2 separate regions of the Homo sapiens genome follow, and region 1 is linked to region 2. Evidence: chromatin loops called from intact Hi-C (ENCODE). Cell type or tissue: endothelial cell of umbilical vein. All regions are shown on one strand. Links, peaks and the distances in the headings refer to the core of each region. The heading gives the core; the rest is flanking DNA.

Region 1 (9,820 bases), core at 980-8,979, 960 kb after region 2:
GGGAATTTCCACTACAGTCCTGGGATGTGCCCTGCCAATACCCTGCTTCCTAATTAGACCTGTTACCTCACTTGACCTACTCTTCCTGCTACTCATATAATTCTATTTAAAAAAAAAAGAAGAAAAAGAAAAGAAATAAATGAGAGTGATTAATGATCTCGTTGGACATGTATTTACCCTTCTACTTTGCAATGTGGGGAGGCAAAGATTAACAGCCTCCTTTAAGATTTCTCCAGCTAGATCAGTCTTGTGCTCTAGGAATTTCATAATTAAAACAATATATTTGTGGAAAGAGCTGTGACTAAGAATCAGCAGAGCTGTTTCACACCTGACTCTGACAGTTAAGTCTGTCAGGTCCTCTGGGTTTCGGCTGCCTCATGTGTAACAATGTTTCTGTTACCTCAGTTTCTCTGTGTGATTTGACTTTGGAAGGTTGAGGACAATATCTAAGAGATGCCACAGGGTTTTGTTCTGTTTATTTGCGGTGGTGTTTGCTTGTCTGTCTTTAAAGCTTTAGGTTTATGTCTATGTTAAAACTGGAATTTCCCAAACAAGCAAGGCAGAGAATGGCCAAATAATCACAAACTCATTGTAATCTTATGGTATCAGTACATCTTAAGGATATCCACTCACATACAGCTATTAGCAAGTTTCAATTCTGATTAAATTCCTCTTAATAGTTGAATGTAGTCAACTTTTTGTGTCTCAATTTTTTATTATTTTAATCTAATAGATTAAATCCTAGAAAACTTTGTTTTAAAATCAAGTATTTACTCTTAAATATGTTTTAATATTTATTAAATATAAAGTCTCACACAGAGCAATTGACTTTATTGAACAGACGTTTACAAGACTAATGGAAACTTCCTATTTGAATTATTCTATGAGATTGTCAGAATAGAATCAAATTGTACTAAACATTAAAATATTCCTCTTTCAAAACCTATGTAATTTTATCTTATCAGTCTATGCCTCAAGGATGTGATGAAGATATAGGGAATCAGAATGGAGGTATGAAAGTTGTGTGGAAAGGATACAGTGGTTTTCAAAATGTAAGGTATTAGTATGTAGTTGCTGCTATTTGAGAAGGATAATTTGACTGATTTCATATAAAATGTACGATAGTAGATGAATGAAGGTTTTAGCGTAATAATAAAGGTTTTAATCGTTTTTAATAAACATAGTTTATTATAGTAACCCTGTTAGGCATATTTTGGACATATTTTAGGATTTAGCCTTGCTTTGCTTTGGTACACTTCAAATACTAAGGTGTCTATCCTCATGTTGAATAAAGGCCAAGTGAATGGTGAGCCATTGGAAAAGCAGATGATTACGCTATTCTTTAGAAGTAGGAAATCTGGCATCAGCTGTCTAAATCGGTGTTTCGCAGAGTTAATTTCATATCACATTAATTCAAACAGGTTTTCTCAACTGTGGTACTCTTGATATTTTTGGCTGGGTAATTCTTGGTTGTATAGGGCCTGTCCTGTGCATTGTAGGATGTTTAGCATCCTGCTACTAGAGGTCAATAACACCTACCCATTTGTGGCAAGAAACAAAGGCATCCAGACATTGCCAAGTGCCCCCTGGAGAAAAAATTACCTTCAGTTAAGAATTACTTTTCTAATGTTTTATCCCCACTAAATGATTTTATGATGAAATTTATATGACAAATTCAGCAATAATATGACTCTCTCTTAAAGATTCACATTTAATATTGGCATGTTAAAGATTCTGAGAATCTTATTGCAAGGACACCGATTTACTCTTGTCTAATTTAACATTTCCCAAATATTTTGATGACAGGATTATCTATATCTTAGTAATAGCCATTTCAGATTTCTATACCATGTTACAAAACACACTGGAAAATTCTGGTGAAATTGAATATCTACACAAGCATTTGATTTACTTATAAGAAACGAGAGTTCTTATTAAATGTCTGACTTATTTCTGTATTTTTTTTTTCTTTAGAAGTAGTTTCACTCTTGTCGCCCAGGCTGGAGTGCAATGCTGCAGTCTCAGCTCACTGCAACCTCCGCCTCCTGGGTTCAAGCGATTCTCCTGCCTCAGCCTCCCAAGTAGCTGGGATTAGAGGTGCCCGTCACCCCACCCAGCTAATTTTCTGTTTTTAGTAAAGACGGGATTTCACCATGGTGGTCAGGCTGGTCTTGAACTCCTGACCTCAGGTGATCCAGCCACCTCAGCCTCCCAAAGAGCTGGGATTACAGGCGTGAGCCACCATGCCCGGACTATCTTTAAGTTCTAAAAAATAATTTAACTAATAATAGACACAACATCAACCATAGTAAGCTAATGAAATTGCCTTTTAGCTCATAACATAGTAGTTTACCAAATTACATGGCAGAGATTCATCATTCCCTTTTTGAGAGAAAAGTATTAGTAGTATTCTCACTTTTATGAGTCAAATAAATAGAGTAGAAAGCAGAAATCCAAATCATATTCTCAGGAGTCCACACTTTTGGTTGCCTGCTCACCTGTCATAGTATATCTTTTGGAAGTAGCCATCTCAGCATACTGTCGCAGGTACCAGCCATGCAATTAGGATGGGATCACATTCCCCTGCTGCATCTCCAGGGGCAATTGGCCTCATCCACTCAGCTCAAACCAATTCCATATTCACAATGACTGGCTCAGTGACAAACACTTAACCCAGGCCTAAACTGCTCAGTGCTTGGCATTTGGATAACTCTTTCCGGACTGCCCACTTGACCTAAGTTGGTCTGGTCAGATAGAGGCCTAGGACTTCAGTGCCATAGTTGGGGAAAGAAAAGCCCCTTGGTCAGGTCAAGCAAGTGGTCGGATGAGCAGATAGTTAGGTTAGCAGATAAGAGGCCTGTGACTGCTGCAACCTTTTGCTGCCAAATGGAAAAGTCACCTTCATGGGAAGCCAAAACATGGAAGAGGATGGAACCAGAGAATTCCAGAGTGAGAGATGTAGCATCCCAATCGAAATGCCTAAAGCCAGATCATTTTCAGTCGTCCAATAGCTCCTTTATTGTTTTGCCCACTTTGTGTTTAGGTTTCTGTCAATTACAGTGGAAACCATTCTTATCAATACACCCGAAAAGGAAATAGTAATAAATGCCATGTCATTTCAGAAATTAGTTATCACAATAGAAAACAAAATACTTGATTTAAAATTATTTTGCAAATTTCAAACCACATTATATTATTATTATTATGCCTAACTTACATCTTCCTAAGCTAGGTCACTGTTAATCACAAACTTCAAAATAGAAGAAAAAAATCAGGTAATATGGTTAGACACAATTAGTAAGGTAACTCCAAAGGAACGCCACAGACAACTTGCTATCTACTTGTCTAGCCATAGGTACTAGCTAGAAGTAAAAAAAACAAATATCTGGAGAGAATGGCCTAGGTGTAGCTTCCTAAGGAGAGAATAGTCAGGGTGAAAAAAGAACTTAGTATGTAACATGATAAAATGTTAACAAAAATAAGCTCTCAGTTGCCTTATTTTTGATAAATAAATGAATGATTCTGTTTAATTATTTAATTTATTGTGGAGAAGTTGGAACGAAGGAAATGATTAAAATCAGTCCAAATATTTGTCTAGTTTTTCCATGGATTCTTGCAAGCTTGTTTCTCCTTTTGATTCCATATCTAAGTTCTAGTTCTTGCAAGAGACACCTTTCTATACTATTCCTGCAGCTAATTATTATAATGCAACTCACTTTCGTCTTCTGAAGTCCAGACACGTTGAAAGTATTGGATAACAAAAGATACTTCTTTAAAGACTGTCACGTGATGGTGCCATTCTAAGAGGTGCCCAAGTTGTCACTGACTAACTCCAAAGGTGAGTTACTAACCCGTGCCTTGGAGGAGCTATGAAAGAATAGTTACTAGAAGCTACAAAAGACAAGAAAAGTGGGTTCTGAATAATTCTGAACATATCTTTAATGTCTTAGGAAGAAGCTTTTGTTTACAAGGGGAAAAAACCCCAAGTAAACAGGATCTAGTGACATGGCCACCTTCGATTAGAGTCTCTAAGAGAAAGGCCTTCCTAGACTCATAATACTCCTAGAGACCTCAACAGCAATACTTTGGGGGTCTTCATTGTACAGTCGGCTGTGTATGATGTGATTCAAATATTCCCCCAGGCCTGCTTTTAATGTCCAACGAAAAAAATAGTTTCCTTACTTTGTACTTAATTTTTTTTTTCTACCTAATGGCTCTGCTTACTCATAGTTTCTGTTACCTCATAACTTTGGCAAAGCCCATCATCATGTTTCCAGGCTGATTTCTACAACATTTAACTTTGGTTCCTCCTGCTAAATGACTCAGGCTCTTAGAATTTCCTAGTTCTGATTTTCAAGAGAATCTCACTTGCTGAGCTCATCTTTTGTAAGCCAGGCCATATCACAGTTTTCTCATCAGCTTTTGGATTGGCTGCCTTTGAGTCCAGTGTCTCATTCTTGGCCTAGGTGGGAATCACTAAGGAGGTGGAAACCTGTGCACTAAAATTATTATGAAGCAGTTTTTCCTGGTAAGGAACGTAGCCATGGTGAACAAGGTATGAAACATATCTAATAGAGCTTAACTCTTGCTAATTAGTAAAGCAAACTCCCTACATCCCATTCATCCAATTCAAAAGTTGTCCCCATCTGACACATTCCATCTATCACATGCATTGTAAATACATTGATACCTTAAGAATAGGATGCTTTTGTGTCAACTCCATCTAGTGCCTCCAGAAGAAATGACAAAAGGCCACATCAAAGACTATTTAATGATATTGGAATCCACTGGGCAATGGTCAAGACTATTGGTCTGGCGGTGGCTCACACCTGTAATCCCAGCACTTTGGGAGGCTGACGCGGGCAGATCACGAGGTCAGGAGATCAAGACCATCCTGGCTAACACGGTGAAACCCCGTCTCTACTAAAAAAAAAAATACAAAAAAATTAGCCGGGCGTAGTGGCGGGCGCCTGTAGTCCCAACTACTCGGGAGACTGAGGCAGAAGAATGGCGTGAACCAGGGAGGCGGAGATTGCAGTGAGCTGAGATCGTGCCACTGCACTCCAGCCTGGGCTACAGACCGAGACTCCGTCTCAAAAAAAAAACAAAAAAAACAAAAAAAACAAAAAAAAACCCAAAAAACTATTGGTCTGAAGCTAGGCTGTCTGGCTATGAAAGTTGGCTCCAATATATAATATCAGGGAAATTACCTTAACTTCTTTATTCCTCGGTCTCCTAGTCTGTAAAATGGGTATGTTCCTCAACTACCTTTTTTAGATTTTTGAGAGGATTAAGTGAATCTATGTATCTAAAGTGCTTAGAAGAATATTTGTCACATAGAAAACTAGCTGTTATTTTAAATAGTACCATTAAAGTATATTGGGTTTTTATTTATCTCCTCTTTGCAATCTGTAAAGTAAACAAACATTGCTAAACAATTGATATACAATAGTGGGAAATAACTAGAACTGTTATAACAACCAACTTTTGCAAAAGGGAAAAATGGGACACAAACCTTTATTTCTGTACCTGATGCCATGTACCATTCACTTGCTCTTGTCCTAAACATATATTTCATTTTCTGGAATAGTTCATTACCTTGTAACATATGGTTCTCATGGCTGGTACTAAAATGTCATTTATTTTGAGATGGTAGGATATTTAAGGGGATGAGTAATTTTAAGAGGATTAACTTGCCGCCTAACATTTTTTTTTTTACAGTGAAGAAAGTCATGATGCTCCCCTTCTCCAGAAAGCACAGAATATAACTTTATTAGCTGCAACATATAGCATGAAATATCAGAATTTCATTCCAGAAGCAAAGCCATTATAATGGCCTAAGTAATTCCAATTACCCCACCATTTCCACTAGCTTAAGCCCAATTCCTGGTACAAATTTGTTTTACTTGAAGTCTTTTTGTTTACTTAAATGTTTACCCAAAGTCTTTTTATAATTAAAAAGATTCTAACTCAAGTGGCCTTAATAAAAAGAGAGCTTCTCTTAAGAATATATGTGATCCAAATCTGGAATAAGAGTGTTGATGGGAATCAAAGAAGGTCTAGGAGCCAGTTCTTATCCATATCTCTCAGAGTAAATGAGACTCTGTATCTTAATGTCTTTTTTCCCTGAGTTTCTATATATTTTAGCTTTAGTTTGCCATATTCTCCACCTTAAAGCCCCTACACGACTTCATAGCTTCTCTCTCTGTGCCTCTTTTGACCTTCAGCAATGACTACTAATGGCTTGATTTTCTCTGTACTTCTCAATTAAAATCCCGGAGAAAGTGAGTGGTACCGGCCTAGCTTATTTTATTATAATTTCTTTACAGCTAGTACATTGACTACTGTTGGTCAATATCCATTTCTGCCTAATTTTTTGTATTTATTATTTTGTGCAAGCTATGTCTTCAGGGGTGGTGAGTAGGGATATTTCACTTAGAAGCTTATGCATGGGCAGAAAGTGTTTTTTGTTGTTATTGTTGTTGTTTTTTGAGACGGACTCTTCCTCTCGTTGCCCAGGCTGGAGTGCAATGGCGTGATCTGGGCTCACTGCAACCTCTGCCTCCCGGGTTCAAACGATTCTCCTGCCTCGGCCTCCCAAGTAGCTGGAACTACAGGCACCTGCCACCATGCCTGGCTAATTTTTTGTATTTTTAGTAGAGATGGGGTTTCACCATGTTGGCCAGGCTGCTCTTGAACTCCTGACCTCAGGTGATCCACCCACCTCAGCCTCCCAAAGTGTTAGGATTACAGGCTTGAGCCACCACGCCCAGTCAAAAGTGTTTTGAATAATAGGCTAATATAATAGCCTAAGAGAAAAGCACATTTTATTCCTCAGGGCATGATACTGACCAACAGATTTGGAGGACCATAAAGAAAACTTCATTTTCAGTGATGTCAATTTGGTAGCTTGAAATCACCCCAGTGGAAATATCTTCTCCTTGGGAAACCAGCAAACTCAACAAATCGGGGCTTCCCCACTCTGTGCCCCACCCTCACTCTTTCACTCTATAGCTGGTTCATCCACACACTACTGCCTCTTACCTTTCAATGACCTTGGCCATGCACCAATACCTGAGTCTATTGCTGTGATGGGAGAGTGGATTAAACAGGTTGCACAGGCCTGAGTAGCTCATTCATTACAGCTTTCCAATACAGCTTTTTCCATACATTTATTACATATGAGACAAATCAGAATGTACAAGCTTTTTAAATTCTTCTCTAGACTGTTAATTCTTACAAAATAAGAATGGCACTCTGAATTTTATTACCGTTATTGAATATAATTCAGCGTTAATAATAAATAGAGCACTCAATCTTATAATTATTTAGAAATTACCCCAAATGCTCCAAAATTAGGTTGTGTGTTTGTGTCTGTGTGCATATTTAACTAAAAAGCAAATATGATAGCATTCAGCAGTTGTAGCTTATTCATATCTGTACAATAAGGCCCTGTTGGTTTGCCCCAAATCATGTGAGCTCCTTTAAAAACACTCTTGTTAAAGTGAGCATAATATGGAGAGACTCAGCAACACTCGCTTATACATCTCTTACAGATACCTGTGTAATCATCAGAAGGTCAGCCTGACCATAGAAATCATTCCTCCTTAGTAGAATAAAGCCTAAATTTAAATGATACAAAACCTTGACATTTTTTATTTGTCCTAGCTGATGCTAAATGTTGACAAGATTCACAGAAGTTCCAAGGCTTCATATGTGATACAATCATTTGATTTCTCCTACTTTATGTTTTAATGAAGCATTTACAGTACATAAAGAAAACAGTTGGCTTTGTCTTAGATTTGCCCCTCATCCAGGGGATTTTTATTTCTAATATATTCCACGTCTTTGGACTCTCCTTCACCAGAAATAAGAATTTGTCCTTTTGAGGTATGGCAGCATCAGAGACAGATGGAAATAAAGATGCAGAAAAAAAACTTGGTTTTGTTCTACACACCTGACCCTCAACTGTACCCAAACAAGACTTGGATTTCCCTACTCCATTTTTGTATCGTATGTCTCAATAAAAGTGGTAAATATGAAAATAAAGATAGCCCCGGTGAATTAAAGACATTACCTAATCATCCAATGCCAATCCTTCCTCTTTGACTACGTATCAAGACTACTTTATAGGAAAAGTGATGAAGATATCCAGCATAATTATTAATAAAAATACATCCACACTAAAGAGATTGAAGATCAGAAAATTAAAGGTGCACCCACTCAGGCTGTATTGAGAACAGCTGGCATGGGAATACAGTCACAGTGACCTTGTCACTCTCTCTGCTGAATTGACTTCGGTATCATTCTTTTCATCCCCATATAGGAAGGAGAAAGCCACCTCCTGCGGATGTGCAGACTTACATGAGGTCTCCCTCCCTTGCTCAAAAGAAAGGTCACGAAAGCTGCATACTGATCACATTCTAAACCTTTTTGCCCAGGCCCCAGTGGAAGCCTGGATTAATGAGCCTGATAAACTCTGATTTACCCTTTAGGATAGCTCGAGAAAAAGACCCCACGGTGATCATTCAAGGTCAATAGGACAGGCCATCACCAAGTAGCAGCTCTCTTAACTTGCTATTGTTCCAAATGCCTTTGAATCACAATAGGCAATGGCAAATGTGCAAACCTTTCTTTCTTTCCCTTTCCTTGGGTGAGAAGGAGACACAGTCAAAGGTCAAAATTTCCAGGATGAAGTGATATGTCAAAGGTTACTAGAATGTTATATTTATCAAAATTGTTATTGATAAAATATTTTTTGTTCATAATCTTATTGTGATGATTTTACATTCAGATGACTCATTTATGTTGCACTGGCATCTCTAATATTTCCTTTTAGTTTTTCAACTTAGGGTGAAAATGGCAATTGGCTATAAAATATTTAAAGCATTTGTGAAAAAAATCCCATTTTGACAGAAATGCAAGCAGTAGATAGATGTACATTGTTTAATATATGACATCTAAATACTCATTGGATTAAGGAATATAAAAATGAGTTATAAATAGTTTAGTTATATTTCTGAATCATCCAGATGGCATAAAAGGATGTTGCTTGAGCTTTGATGAACCTGCAAGCATTTGATCCCCATATAGGAAGGAGAAAATCACCTGTGGAGGTGGAGACTTACATGAGGTCTCCCTCCCTTGCTAAAATCCTTGCTCAAAAGAAAGATCATATAAACTACATACTGATCACACTCTAAACCTTTTTGCCCAGGCCTCAGTGGAAGCATTTCTACCCTCAAGCATTTTATTTCAATTCCAGCATAATTTTCTACATATGTTTCTACCTTGTAGGACCTTAGTCACCTGCAATACAGCCAGTCGGTGGTAGGCCAGATAATGACCCCTAAAGATGTCCATGTGCTAGTCCCCAGAATCTGTGACTCTGTTGCCTTACATGGCAAAGGGGATGCTTTTCCATGTAAGGCAAAGCATCACATGCTGTGATTAAGTTATGGATCTTAAAATGGACAGGGGGTGATCCTGGATTATCAAAATTGGTCGGGGGGGGGCTTGGATTGGGCCCCTGGTGGGCCCAATATAATCAAAAAGGTATTATAAATCTAAAAAGGAAGCAGAAGAGTCAGAGGAGGAAGGGCAGATGTGACAATAGAAGAAAAGTTAGGAGCGATGCCAATGCTGGTTTTCAAGATGGTGCCAAAGAATATGGGCAGCCCCTAGAAGCTGGGAAAGTCAAGACAAGGAATTTCCCTCTGGAGCCTCCAGAAGGAATGCAGCCTTGTCCACACCTTGATTGGAGCCCTGTGAGACCCATTTAGGACTTCTAACCCCCAGAACTGTAAGTTAAAGTATTTGC
Region 2 (9,820 bases), core at 705-8,704:
TTCACAGTTTCAAATATAATACATATAAATGAAACTACTTTAGAAGTTTACCTATTGATTTTCAATTTCTAAATATTTGGAGACTTTCCTATTATTGACTTCTAATTTAATTGAATTATAACCTGAGAACATGCATTGTATGATCACAATCTTTTAAAATTAGTTGAGGTGTTTATTTTTTTTTCTCAAATGACTCAACCTATGATTTCTCTTGGTGTATGTTCCATTTACTCTGGAAAAGAATATGTATTTTGCTGGTGGTGTTGGGTGGAATGTTCAACTAGATTCAATTGGTTAACATGACATTCAGTGCTTGGCTATCCTTGTTGGTCTTCTGTCAACTAGTTCTATCTCTTACTGAGAATAGAGTCTTGAAGCCTACAATTATAACTGCAGATTTATCTATTCTTTTCTTTTCTTTTTTTTTTTGAGACGGAGTCTCACTGTGTCACCCTGGCTGGAGTGCAGTGGTATGATCTCGGCTCACTGCAACCGCTGCCTCCCAGGTTCAGGTGATTCTTGTGCCTCAGACTCTCAAGTAGCTGGGATTACAGACACGTGCCACCACGCTCGGCTAATTTTTTTGTATTTTAGTAGAGATGGGGATTCACCATGTTGGCCAGGTTTGTCTCAAACTCCTGACCTCAGGTGATCCACCTGTTTTGGCCTCCCAAAGTGCGGGGAGTATAGATGTGAAGCATCACTCCCAGTCAGATTTATCTATTCTTAAAAAAATTTTTTTAATCAGTTTTATTTGACGTATTTTAAGCTCTGTTGTTAGGTGCATATACATATATAATTGTTGTATCTTCTTGGTGAATCAGTTATTTTATTATCATGTTGTATCTCTTTGTTTTTTGTTTATTTTGAGACAGAGTCCTGCTGTGTTGCCCAGGCTGGAGTGCAGTGGCTTGAATCTCAGCTCACTGCAACCTCCACCTCCTTGGTTCAAGCTATTCTCTTGCCACAGCCTCCTGAGTAGCTGGAATTACAGGCGCCCACCACCATGCCTGGCTAATCTTTTTGTATTTTTAGTAGAGATGGAGTTTCGCCATGTTGGCCAGGCTGGTCTTGAACTCCTGACCTCAGGTGACCCACCCACCTTGGCCTCCCAAAGTGCAGGGATTACAGGCGTGAACCATCATGGCCGGCCGAGATTCTGTGAACTTTTTACCTAATTTCCCCTGATGGTAACATCTTACACAATAGAGTATAATATCACAACCAGGAAATTAACATTGATATAACTCATGGATATTATTCAGATTTCCTCAGTTTTACATACACTGTGTGTGTGTATGTATTTAAATGTGATTTTATCACACATGTAGTTTTGTGTATCTAAAACCAAGGTCAAAATACAGCACAATTCTATTACCACAGGCATTTCTCATGTTGCCCTTTTATAACCACAGTCATTCCCCTGCCTCCAGTCCCTGCCCTCTAGCAACCACTAATCTGTTCTTCAATTGTGTAATTTTGCCATTTCAAGAATGTTATATAAATGGAGTCACACAGCATGTAACTTGTTGGGATTGGCCTTTTTTCACTCAGTATAATTCCATAGTGATTGATCCAACTTGTTGTGTATATCAGTTTTATTGCTGAGTAGTATCCCAATGTTTAGCTTTAAAGGGAACTTCCTAAATGTTTTCCAGAGTGGCTATATCATTTTATATTCCACCAGCAGTGTACAAGCAATACAGTTTTTCTGCACTTTTACCGGAATTAGGTTTTGTCACTCTTATGTGTTAACCATCCTGATAGGTATGTTGTAACATCTCATTGTGGTGTAATTTGCATTTCTTTGATGGCTAATGATGTTGAACATTTTTGCTGGCCGGGTGGCTCGCATCTGTAATCCCAGCACTTTGGGAGGCTGAGGCAGGCAGATCACAAAGTCAGGAGTTCGAGACCAGCCTGGCCAACATAGTGAAACCCCGTGTCTACTAAAAATACAAAAAATTAGCTGGGCGTGGTGGTAGGCACCTGTAATCCCAGCTACTTGGGAGGCTGAGGCAGGAGAATTGCTTGAACCTGGGAGGCAGAGGTTGCAGTGAGCCAAGATCATGCCATTGCACTCCAGCCCGGGCAACAGTGCTTGACTCCATCTCAAAAAAAAAAAAAAAAAAAAAAAAATTTTGCATGTACTTATTTGCCATCTGCGTATCCTCTTTGGTGAAATGTCTGTTCATGTCTTTTGCCTTTTTTCTGATATCGTTTGCTTTTCTAGATTTCTAATTTTTGTTTGCCTTATACTTTTTGTAGTTTACTTTTAACCTACCTATATAAATATATTTGAAGTCAATTTCTTATAAATAGACTATATTGAGTCATAGTTTTTAGTCCAATATGACAATCTCTGACTTTTAATTGTGTTTTAGACCATGTGCATTTATTGTAATTATTGATACATTTGGATTTAGATCTACCATTTCATTATTTCTTGTTTGTTTCTCTTTTTTTTTTTTTTTTTTTTTTTGAGATAGCATGTCGCCTTGTCACCCAGGCTGACAGTGCGGTAGCATGATCAGGGCTTACTGCAGCCTTGACCTCCTGGGCTCAAGCAATCCTTCTACCTCAACCTCCCGAGTAGCTGGAACTACAGGCGTGTACCACCATACTTGGCTAACTTTTAATCTTTTGTAGAGATGGAGTCTCCCTATTTGCCCTGGCTGGTCTCAAGCTCCTGGGCTCAAGCGGCCTCCCAAAGTATTGGGATTATAGACGTGAGCCACCACATCTGGCTTGTTTCTCTTTTTTATTGTTGTTTTCTTTTTTTACTTCTGACTTTTTTTTATATTTGAGCATTTTTAGTATGGCCTGTTAATTTATTATGATTTTGACGATATCTCTTTGTATAGCTTTTTTAGTGGTTGCTCCATGGATTACAAAATACATATTTAACTGTTTAACATCTACTTATAGTTAGTATTTTATTACTTTCTTGGGGATGTAATACACTTACCATCTTATAAGTTCCTTTCCACTCCCTCTTTTACATCTTTATTGTCTATGTGTAACATCTGCATACATTGAAAATCTCATTAGGTACTTTTTGCTTTTGACTATCAAACACAATGTAAAGAGTTGAAGAGTAATATATTTTATTCAGATACTCATCATTTCTGTCACTCTTCCTTTGTTCCTGTTACTCATGTTTCCTTCTATTGTCATTTTCCTTCTGTCTGAAGAACTTCCTTTAGTAATTCTTTTAGAGCAAGTTTGCTGACTATACAGTGTGAAAGTTTCCCTTAATCCACAAATGCCTTTATTTTATCATTATTCCTGATAGATGCTTTCACTGGATACAAAATCTAGGATGACAGTTCATTACTTTATTTTATTATTATTATTATTATTATTATTATTATTTTGAGACGGAATCTTGCTCTCTCTCCCAGGCTGGAGTGCAGTGGCGCGATCTTGGCTCACTGCAAGCTCCGTCTCCCGGGTTCAGGCCATTCTCTTGCCTCAGCCTCCAGAGTAGCTAGGACTACAGGCACCTGCCACCACGCCCGGCTAATTTTTTAATATTTTTAGTAGAGATGGAGTTTCACCTTGTTAGCCAGGATGGTCTCCATCTCCTGCCCACTTCGGCCTCCCAGAGTGCTGGGATTACAGGTGTGAGCCACCGCACCTGGCCAACAGTTCATTATTTTAGATTGACAAGTATTTACTTTAAAAGATGACAGTTCTTTAAAAGTTTTTTGCTACTTCCTTCTGGTCTTGATAGTTTATGTTAAAGATCCATAATCATTCTAATCATTGTTTTCTAATCAATGTTACTTTGATGTAATGTATCTGTCATTCTACTCTGCTTTGAAGATCATTTTCTGTCTTGAGTTTTTTAAAATATTGTGGTAATTTTACCATTTTAACCATTTTACAATGTGTAATTCAGTGGTGTTAATTACATTCACAATGTTGTGTAACTATCAGCATTCTCTGGTTTTAGAATATTTTCATCACCCAAAACAGAATGTCCTTAGTTTTTAGCAGTTTATCTTAGCATGAATTTGTTTGAATTTACGCTATTTAGGATTTGCATAGATTCTTGAAACTGTAGGTTTATCTTCGCAATACCTGGCAAATTTTCCACTCCTACTTCTTTTTTTTTTTTTTTTTTTTTTTTAAGACAGAGTTTTGCCCTGTCACCCAGGCTGGAGTGCAGTGGCGCAATCTCGACCCACTTCAACCTCCGCCTCCCGGGTTCAAGCAATTTTCCTGCCTCAGCCTCCCGAGTAGCTGGGATTACAGGCATGCGCCACCACACCCAGCTAATTTTGTGGGTTTTTCTTTTTTTTTTTTTGAGATGGAGTCTCGCTCTGTCACCCAGGCTGGAGTGCAGTGGTGCGATCTCTGCTCACTGCAACCTCCGCCTCCCAGGTTCAAGCGATTCTACTGCCTCAGCCTCTGAAGTAGCTGGGATTACAGGCATGCGCCACTATGCCCAGCTAATGTTTGTGTTTTTAGTAGAGATGGGGTTTCACCATATTGGCCAGACTGGTCTCGAACTCCTGACCTCAGGTGCTTCACCTGCCTCAGCTTCCCAGACTGCTGGGATTGCAGGTGTGAGCTACTGCACCCGGCCTCTTACTTCTTTAAACATAATTCTAGCACGCATTATTGCCCATCTCCTTTAGGGACTTCAAGGACCTGAATGTTAGACCTTCAGTTATTCAGTCATATATTTCTGAAGTTCTGCTCATATAATTCTTAACCTGTTTCTTCCTGTTATTCAGAGTAGGTAATGTCTATTGATTTATCTTCAAGTCCAATAACCTTTTCCCCTGTCATCTCCACTCTGCTTTTGAGTTCATCCAGTGAATTTAAAATTTTGATTTTCATTTCCAGTTCTAAGATTTCCATTCATTTCTTTTTTGTATTTTCTATTTCATTGCTAAGACTTTATTTTAACATTTGTTTCAAGAGTGTTTATGATTGCTCATTCAAACATAAAAGAAGTGCTCTATCATATAGTAGCTGCCTTAAAGTCTTTTTCACATAACTTCAGCATCTGTATTATGTTGCATTGATATGTGTATCTTTTTCTGTGTGAGTTGAAATTTTCATGGTTGTTGGTATGAGTTGAAATTCTCATGGTTCTTGGTATGTTGAGTAATTTTGGAGTCTCTCCTAGATATTTTGATGATTATGTTATGAGTCTCTGGGTTGTGTTTAATCCCATGGAAATTTTTTTTTTTTTTTTTCTCTAAGCAGGCAATTGATCTGGTTAGGTTCAGGCTCCAAGTTCCAACCTAACTTCAGGGGGTTGGATACTCAAGGGAGTATCAGTTTACTTTTCAAAGTCCTTGAAGTACTCTTCGGTTCTAGTCTGTGAGTGTGCCACCTTGTGGTCAGTCTGTGACCTGTGCAGTGCGTCTATCTGTTAGTTCCATTCTCTGAGCCTTTGGTATGCTAATTACAATTGATGCAAACATTTAAGGGTTGGTGATGATCCCTGGAATTCATGAGCAACTCTATGGTGTCACTTTCCTGAACTACTCCTCTGTATTCTCCTTGGAACTTTTTAGCTCCTTAGGGCTCCCCCTTTCAGTCTTTTAGGAGCTACTGTGAACTTCCTTATTTGGGACTTTCTCTGGGCCCAAGCAAGAGAAGGATGGTGAGAGTTAAAAAAGCAATAGAGGTCGGCCTCATCACACCTCCACTAAATGGAGAGAAAGGTTCCCCTCCCTCAGTTTTCCTTCTTGCTGACCGCTTTACTGGTCATTGCCCTCACTGTCCTGGAATTGCCTGGAAGCAACCTCATGAATGACAGACACAAAAGAGCAGAAACAACAGAGAACAAAGTCAAGGATTTCACACCGTCCATGAGTGTTAGGAGCCCTCTTGTTTGTCCATGAGCCATAACTAGAGGGCTTCTGGAGCATTCTCCTTCACTGCAGCAGTGCTCATTTCTAGGTTTCCAGCTTGATTAAGTTCAGGCCTGAGGCTACTAGGAGAAAATAAATGGTAAACCCACTAGTAGTTTGATTGCAACTTTGATTCCAGTGGTCTTCCATGATTTCCCTGATGCTATTCACTTTCTAGAATTTTTTCCAGTAGTTGCTTTATATCTGTTCAGGTTGTATGCTTCTGTTCAGTGGGAGAAATGAGTGAAGTGTTTTTATGCCATTTCACCCAGAACCAGAAGTCTGACCTAATCCATATTGATTTTGTACATAGGAGGTGGCCGCTGTTCCTTTCCACGTTAAAGCAGTCGTGCATGTAAATTCTGGGGACTATAGTCACTTCTACATTGTACATGAGTCCTGTGAGGCTTTAGGTAGTCTGAATTATCATGTAATATAATTAGGTTATATGTATATGGAATTATGATGGGAATCTAGGTAAGGAGACAAAAAATTAAGACGGCATATGAGGCCAGGTAAGGTGGCTGATGCCTGTAATCCCAGCACTTTGGGAGACCAAAGCAGGAGGGTTGTTTGAGTCCAGGAGTTTGAGACCAGCCTGGGCAACATAGTGAGATACTGTGTCTACAAAAAAATACAAAACTTAGCCTGGCGTGGTGGTGCACACCTGTAGTCCCAGTCCCAGCTACTCTGGAGGCCAAGATGGGAAGATGCAGTGGGTCATGATTACACCACTGTATTGCAGCCTTGGTGAAAGAGGGAGACCTTGTCTTAAAAAAAAAGAAAAGAAAAAGAAGGCATACAATATGTATGTATAGATTTGCGTGCACACACATAATGATACTTTTGATAAGCTTAATTAATAACAGGCTAAGCCTCCAGTGATTATATTATTGTCCTCAAGGAGCATCCCTCTACTTAATATGTCATTACTATTCTAAAGGATAAACATATCTAATTCAAGAGAATATTAATCTTTGTCAAATGTTTGATATAAAAACATTAATTTTCCTGTATCATCATTCTCCATATTTTTGGCAATTAAGAGAGAAAGCTCATAATGATGGTCAAAAAATAGCTTTAAAAAGTTGGTGGTAGAGTTAGAAGACTATGTTTTGTACACTAGGATTTAGCCTTTTTCCAAAAGAGACCAGAAGAAGAGATTCTGCCATTTCCTGACTGAGTCATGGGTCACTCGAAGAAACTGAACCTATTTATCTATTAATATTTCAAGCAGGGTAGGAGTCAATACAGGGAATTAGGTTGTAACTGTTAAAAGGACTAGAGCAGCAAATGAATGGTGGAGGTGTCGGTGTTTCCTAGACCAGTAACTGCAGGAAACTATTACTTCTAATGCCAGAGTATGTCTTCGTCGCCCCACCACGGCCTACTCAGTCACTACAGGAGACCAGCGCCTAGAGCTTGTGTTACAAGACTCTGTACAAATCTGCTGCTGCTATTGCTGCCAGAGTCAAAGACAAATGGATTCTGCCATCTTCCAGTTTTGTATAAGTGCCTTTGAAAGAACCTAAACCTAGAACCTTGCTGGCCAAGGAATCTGAGAAATATAGTTTCCAGACTTAGAACCCCTGTGATCGTGTTAGATCTTAGAGAAAAATAAGGATGGCTCTAATTAACATAAGTATTCATTGACATCTTTGTATTTGGTTTACATAATATTGTGTGCTGTCTGATAGTGAAGACTCTAAGCTGCTTGAAGGTAGGAATAGGTCTCATATACTTTTATAATCCCACAAAGCGTAGCACAGTGCCTTATGCTTGTGCAGTTTTCTTCTACATAATTATTTCATATAACTGTAACCCAAACACTAAGCATGCCTTCAAATGAAAGATCAATCTTCTTTATCACTGGTCAGTTCCAGAGCCATCAATTAAAGAATCTGAGGCCTTCTTCTCATTAGTCCCTGAGGCAAAAGTCAAGGAAACTTAAGACTGTATTCCGTAGGATTCCTGAGCTAGGTCATCAGTATATTACATTTTTCTACTTAAAGAATAGTATTAGATTTCTTACAAGATGAGGGCTTTGGAGGCATAAGTATATGCAGGTACGTCAATTAATAGTTGCCCAAGTGAGGCCGGGAACGGTGGCTCACGCCTGTAATCCCAGCACTTTGGGAGGCCGAGGCGGGCGGATCACGAGGTCAGGAGTTCGAGACCAGCCTGGCCAATATGATGACACCCCATCTCTACTAAAAATACAAAAATTAGCCGGGCGTGATGGCACACGCCTGTAGTGCCAGCTACTCTGGAGGCTGAGGCAGAAGAATCTCTTGAACCCAGGAGGCAGAGGTTGCAGTGAGCTGAGATCATGCCACTGCACTCCAGCCTGGGTGATAGAGTGAGACTCCGTCTCAAAACAGAAAAAGTAAAAAAAAAGTTGCCCAAGTGATTTCACACTTACTGTTTAGAGAACTGTTTTGTGGTGGTGTGGTGCATTCTGTGCTTGGTGAAACAGAGGAGAAATTTCTGACTCACCCTCCCAGATGTAGTGGAAAAAAAAAAGATCAAAACATTCTGTAATATTAAGTAATAATAATAACTTCTTATTTTTTCTAGTCTAACAAATGATGAAATTTTTTTTTGAGATGGAGTTTCACTCTTGTTGCCCAGGCTGGAGTTCAATGGTGCGAGCTCAGCTCACTGCAACCTCCGCCTCCTGGGTTCAAGGAATTCTCCTGTCTCAGCCTCCCGAGTAGCTGGGATTAGAGGCATGCACCACCACCCCCGGCTAATTTTGTATTTTTAGTAGAGATGGGGTTTCTCCATGTTGGTCAGGCTGGTCTTGAACTCCCGACCTCAGGTGATCGCCCGCCTTGGCTTCCCAAAGTGCTGGGATTATAGGTGTGAGCCACCATGTCCAGCCATGAAGACAATTTTTTAAGAGAAGCAAAAAAAAAAAAAAAAAAAAAGTTACATAAAACCCAGTTACTTGAATACTGTACTGAATGATTTTGGCATATTTCCAACTGGCTCACTTTCAGTCATTCCTTGTCTTTTTTTTGTGTGTGGGGGGATGGAGTTTTGCTGTGTTGCCCAGGCTGGAGTGCAATGGCGCGATCTCAGCTCACTGCAACCTCCACCTTCCAGGTTCAAGTTATTCTCCTGCCTCAGCCTCCCAAGTAGCCAGGATTACCGGCGCCCACCACTACGCCTGGCTAGTTTTTGTATTTTTACTAGAGACGAGGTTTTACTTATTGGCCAGGCTGGTCTGGAACTCAAGTTATCCACTGCCTCAGCCTACCAAAGTGCTGGGATTACAGGCGTGAGCCACCGTGCCCCCACCTGTTCTTTGTCTTTTGTGAGTGTTTTTGCATAGATCATTGGGTCATGAGTATACTTCTTTCTCTTTTTCTTTTTTTTTTTGAGATGGAGTTTTTGCTCTGTTCCCCAGTCTGCAGTGCAATGGCGTGATTTTGGCTCACTGCAACCTCCGCCTCCCAGGTTGTAGCAATTTCCTGCCTCAGCCTCCTGAGTAGCTGTGATTACAGGCACCTGCCACCATGCTGGACTAATTTTTCTATTTTTAGTAGAGATGGAGTTTCACCATGTTGGCCTGGCTGGTCTCGAACTCCTGATGACCTCAGGTGATCCACCCGCCTGGGCCTCCCAAAGTTCTAGGATTACAGATGTTAGCCACTGTACCTGGCCATGAGTATACTTTTTATTGCTAGGTAATATTTTGTAATATTTTACTAATTAGGTCCGCCATAGTTTACATTTCCTTATCGTTGAACACTCCTCATTTGCCATTACAAATAATGCTGCCTGACATATTGTGCCTAAAATTTTTCAGGCTTTTGATCATTTCCTTAAGCTGAAGCTTTAGGACCAGACCTTTTTGGGTTAAGTAAATTAAGGATTTATTTTTCTTTATATTTCAAATAATTTTTTAAAATTAAAGTATAACACACATGTGGAAAGTA

The links. Peaks named below come from ENCODE experiments on the same cell type or tissue, not always from the same donor. Only the 100,000 strongest peaks of a DNase experiment are listed, where the experiment ranks them.
Region 1: it touches region 2 in a loop (6-fold over the local background); 3 of 110 quality-filtered maps call a loop at or near these places.

What each region holds. Positions count from the first base shown.
Region 1 is chr6:22,888,348-22,898,167 of GRCh38, forward strand. No RefSeq gene overlaps it. Among named protein-coding and RNA genes, the nearest start is that of LINC03005, 180 kb to the left of the region's middle. RefSeq lists an enhancer at 8,232-8,834. In endothelial cell of umbilical vein, for the core only: no CTCF peak of the experiment used is centred there; a DNase peak (open chromatin) is centred at 4,264; H3K27ac peaks cover 1,741 bases.
Region 2 is chr6:21,930,408-21,940,227 of GRCh38, forward strand. The region is part of intron 5 of CASC15 (cancer susceptibility 15); the gene reads left to right. Among named protein-coding and RNA genes, the nearest start is that of NBAT1, 210 kb to the right of the region's middle. In endothelial cell of umbilical vein, for the core only: a CTCF peak has its summit at 5,351 (motif pointing left); a DNase peak (open chromatin) is centred at 3,114; H3K27ac peaks cover 1,701 bases.